2 separate regions of the Homo sapiens genome follow, and region 2 is linked to region 1. Evidence: chromatin loops called from intact Hi-C (ENCODE). Cell type or tissue: Calu3. All regions are shown on one strand.

What was found. Hi-C counts contacts between places; a loop is a spot of excess contacts. Peaks named below come from ENCODE experiments on the same cell type or tissue, not always from the same donor. Only the 100,000 strongest peaks of a DNase experiment are listed, where the experiment ranks them.
Region 2: a loop joins it to region 1, with 10 times the contacts of the local background. A loop is called at or near these places in 1 of 110 quality-filtered maps.

What each region holds. Positions count from the first base shown.
Region 1 is chr1:173,839,491-173,841,990 of GRCh38, reverse strand. DARS2 (aspartyl-tRNA synthetase 2, mitochondrial) reads right to left here. Exons shown (of 17, transcript NM_018122.5): 10 at 2,445-2,500; 11 at 1,018-1,125. Among named protein-coding and RNA genes, the nearest start is that of CENPL, 16 kb to the right of the region's middle. In Calu3, no CTCF peak of the experiment used is centred here; no DNase peak of the experiment used is centred here.
Region 2 is chr1:173,912,916-173,915,415 of GRCh38, reverse strand. SERPINC1 (serpin family C member 1) reads left to right here. Exons shown (of 7, transcript NM_000488.4): 2 at 497-863. Among named protein-coding and RNA genes, the nearest start is that of SERPINC1, 3.2 kb to the left of the region's middle. In Calu3, a CTCF peak has its summit at 939; a DNase peak (open chromatin) is centred at 955.

The DNA of each region.
Region 1 (2,500 bases):
CAACTGAGATGAGAACTCTCAGAAGATAAAGAATCAACATGCAATGGCCATGCTGGTGCTGATACAGGGCTAAGAGATAGACAGACAACTGAGGCTGCAGACAGAATACTACGTATTATTTTATGCTCACATATTATCCACAATGAAGTACAGGAGTACTTCATAGCATCATTTATTTATGTATTTATTTTTGAGACACGGTCTTGCTATGTTATCCAGGTTAGAATGCCGTGGCACAATCATGGCTTACTGCAGCCTTGAACACTTTGCCTCAAGTGATCCTTGGACCTCAACCTCCAGAATAGCTGGGACTACAGGTGTGAGCCACCACGCCAGGTAATTTTTGTAGAGATGAGGTCTATGTTCCCCAGGCTGGTCTCGAACTCCTGAGCTTAAGCAATTCTCCTGCCTTGACCTCCCACAGTGTTGGCATTATAGGTATGAGCTACTATGCCTGGCTGATAGCATTGTTTAAAAGGGGGGAAAAAAAAGAAAAAAGAAAAACACCCCGGATCTGGAATGTAAACTCACATTCATAAAATTTTATTGTTCTCTACTTATGGTTTTAGAAATACTTTAGATTCTGTATAAAAATACCTACTTTTTTTTTTTTCAAACACAGTTTTGCTCTTATTGCCCAGGCTGGAGTGCAATGGTATGATCTCAGCTCACTGCAACCTCTGCCTCCCAGGTTCAAGCGATTCTCCTGCCCCAGCCTCCCAAGTAGTTGGGATTACAGGCACATGCCACCACGCCTGACTAATTTTTTGTATTTTTTAGTAGAGATGGGGTTTCACCATGTTAGCCAGGCTGGTCTTGAACTCCTGACCTCAAGTGATCCACACGCCTCGGCCTCCCAAAGTGCTAGGATTACAGGTGTGAGCCACCATGCCCAGCAAAAATCCCTATTTTTATTTAAAAAGAATTGTTCTTTCTGAAGTTTAAATATGACAGTATTGGACAAAGTTACTTCCAAAGCATACATTCTAGAGAAACATAGAACTGTACTTCACTTACTGCTCCTTCAGGGATACATATGGCTTTCACAGTTCCATGGGGCTTACTAAGTGCATCTTGAAGAAATCCAATCTCTGTGTTTCTAAACACATCACTGATATCTATAATCTGGAAAATGGGTAACAAAAAGAGATAACTAAATATGAAGTAATTTTTATCTGAAAACATTTTACAAACAAGATTTTAAAGAAGAGAATAGATCTTGATAATTTAACATTTATAGAATACATTCAAAGAGTGTTTACCATGGGTTAAGCAATATGACCAGTGTTTTACATATACTCATTCATTTCATATGAGGTTAGCACTCTTTATTATCCCTATTTCATAGATGAAACCAAGACACAGAAATAAGGAACTTGCCCAAGATGGCATAGCTAGTAAGTGGCAGAGCCAGAATTTAACACAAGCAGTCTGACTTAAGAACCAGATTAAGATTCCAGGCTCGGCGCAGAGGCTCATGCCTATTATCTCAGAACTTTGGGAGGCTGAGGTGGGCAGATCACCTGAGGTCAGGAGGTCAGCCTGGCCAACATGGCAAAATTCCATCTCTACTAAAAATACAAAAATTAGCCGGTGTGGTGGTATGCGCCTGTAATCCCAGCTACTCGGGAGGCTGAGGCAGGAGAATCGCTTGAACCCAGGAGGCCGAAGTTGCAGTGAGCCAAGATCTTACCACTGCACTCCAGCCTGGGCAACAGGGCGAGACTACGTCTCAAAAAAATACAAAAAAAGAACCACTATTCCATATTACAAACGAAGAAACAAGAAGTAGTTGAGTTGGCAGCTGTAAGTTGGTAGTTATGACTTTTTGTGTATTGTATTTTTTTCATTCTAAGAATTGACCACTGACTATTCACAGACCAGGCAGGACCAATTTCTAAAGAATGTGCACTGAGAACTGAGATATAGAAATGTCACTAGCATTACAGGGATCAAGGGATATTGCTCTTTAAGAGCAAACAAGTAGAGGCCTGGTAATGAAACTGTTCTATATAAATTCTACCCCTGCTTTAAATACTTACAGATAGTAATAATTTGAATAAACATTGTCATATGTTTGAGCTTTTTATGGACCAAGGAAACTTAGTAACTCCTTGGATTAAAAAAAAAACTGAAAAGGAAAGAATAGTTATTTTTTCTTTCAAGTTACCATTCATATCCATATAATCAATAACTTGCAAGTAATAAAAACTTTATAGCAAGAATCTCGCTCTTGGAAATGGATCTTGGAACATGAAAGATAGAAAGCACTGTATTGCTAACATGCTATTATTCTCTCTTGCTCTAGCTCTGTAACAACGAAGGTAACAAGGTAACAACAAAAATATCATCTAACAGTGTGTAACACTTGTCAATTTCAAAGTGGTTTAAAAAGACTGCAGGATTATTTGGGGACAGAGTCCTAGAAAAGTGAAGATAAGTACCTTCATTCCAAAGCGAGTGTCAGGTTTATCAGTTCCATAGGTGGCCAGCACCTCAG
Region 2 (2,500 bases), 73 kb before region 1:
GCGTGAGCCACCGCACCCGGCCAGATATTGCCTTTGCTCCATCCATTTCTTCTTACTTCTCTTGTGTTGCTGAAATCTCTCTGCTGCATCTATCAGAGTCCTTCCCCAAACAGTTTCTGTAGATGGCTCCCCCTACCACCCTGACTCTTCACTGGGCACTAAAGCCGATTTTTTAGGCATGCACATTCCATGTCACAAACAGGAAGCTTCTCATTCTTTTTTCTCCCAGCGTGGGGAATTGAGCACATAATACTCCAAATAACCATCAGATGATTCTAATTCCAACATGACCACGTCCAGGCAACTGAACTGTCCCCTGGCAAGAAGTCTAGGACTGAACCTGTCCCGGGCCCCTGTACTTGGTTCAAAGGATTTAGCCTTTCTCTTGGCCACACCAGGTGGGCTGGAATCCTCTGCTTTACTGGGGCAACCCTGTGGTGGGCAGTGGGGCTAGGGGTTGCAGCCTAGCTTAACTTGGCATTTTGTCTCCTTGCAGGAAGGTTTATCTTTTGTCCTTGCTGCTCATTGGCTTCTGGGACTGCGTGACCTGTCACGGGAGCCCTGTGGACATCTGCACAGCCAAGCCGCGGGACATTCCCATGAATCCCATGTGCATTTACCGCTCCCCGGAGAAGAAGGCAACTGAGGATGAGGGCTCAGAACAGAAGATCCCGGAGGCCACCAACCGGCGTGTCTGGGAACTGTCCAAGGCCAATTCCCGCTTTGCTACCACTTTCTATCAGCACCTGGCAGATTCCAAGAATGACAATGATAACATTTTCCTGTCACCCCTGAGTATCTCCACGGCTTTTGCTATGACCAAGCTGGGTGCCTGTAATGACACCCTCCAGCAACTGATGGAGGTACGACCAAAGGTCTTCTGCCCAGCCACCTTGTTAGGAGCACCTTTGGGGCTTCCATAGGCCCAAGTCCAATGATTCCTCAACCAACACTGCAGGCCACTAGGGGCGCTCATTATGCATTACGATTCCCTTTGAACATCACTGTGTTATAATTCCCTTTGAAAATCATTTTTTAAAAAATTAGCCAAGGAATCTTGGCTATCTACTTTTTAAATCCTGGTTTCCTCTTTTGAGCACCTTAAAATGGGGGAAGGCTTGTATCTTCTCTCAACTTCTTTTCAGTAATTCTTTCATCTATATGTTTACTCATTAATTTGATCATTTATTTATTTATTCATTCAGCACTTCCTCTGTGCCAGGCAATGTGTAGTGCCAGTCCCTCCTCTGGTGGAAGAAGAGTAGCTTTACCATATGGTGACATCAGGCATATAGGCTCTCGTGGAAAAAAATTCTAGGATAGTATTTTTTTTTTTTTGAGATGGAATCTCGCTCTATTGCCCAGGCTGGAGTGCAGTGGTGCAGTCTCGGCTCACTCCAAACTCTGCCTCCCAGGTTCAAGCAATTCTCCCACCTCAGCCTCCTGAGTAGATGGGATTACAGGCACACGCCATCACGCCCAGCTAATTTCTATATTTTTAGTAGAGATGGGGTTTCACCACGTGGCCAGACTGGTCTCAAACTTTTTTTTTTTTTTTTTTGAGACGGAGTCTCGCTCTGTCATCCAGGCTGGAGCGCAGTGGCACGATCTCAGCTCACTGCAACCTCTACCTCCCGGGTTCAAGCAATTCTCAGCCTCAGCCTCCCGAGTAGCTGGGATTACAGGCCCCCGGCACCATGCCTGGCTAATTTTTTTTCTTCTTAGTAGAGATGGGGTTTCACCATGTTGGCCAGGCTAGTCTTGAACTCCTGACCTCGTGATCCACCTGCCTTGGCCTCCCAAAGTGCTGTGATTACAGGCGTAAGCCACCGCGCCTGGCCTCAAACTCTTGACTTCAAGGGATCGGCCTGACTTGGCTTCCCAAAGTGCTGGGATTACAAGCATGAGCCACTGCACGGGGCCTAGGATGGTATATTGAGACCAGGGGCCCAGGAAAGCCAAGAGAAGCCTCAAGGACGTGAGAGTGTTTTCTGGCTCTGGGAAGTATGGATCATTTCAGCTCAGTGACTTAGTTCCCACCCCCTTCCCCCCACTGCCTTTTGTGGGAGGGAAGTAGGGCATGATAAGATGAAATGTCATAGATTGATTGATCACTGTTGGCCTCTGGGGCTATGACAAGTCATGGATGGAAACACTAGATCTTTAATCTGTCCTTGGCTTGGCTGCATGACAGTCTTTCTTCAAGTTGGATCACACTTTGGAAGCAGAGTTCATCAATAGGGAGGCATGAGTCCCTTCAAGATGGTATACGGTGCTTATTTGAAACTTGGACACTAAAGTCTGTGGGTCTTAGGAGGGTTCCTTCTATTCTAGTGGTCAATTTCCATGGAACTTCATCACCTTTGCTCAGGGCTCTGGGGTGAGTTAACCCAAGTCTTCACTCTTTGAAAGAAATTGTAGATTTAAAAACTCTGAAGACACATAATACTGCCTTCTCTGGGCCCTTCAGTCATTTTTGTATACATTGGTACTGGTCTCA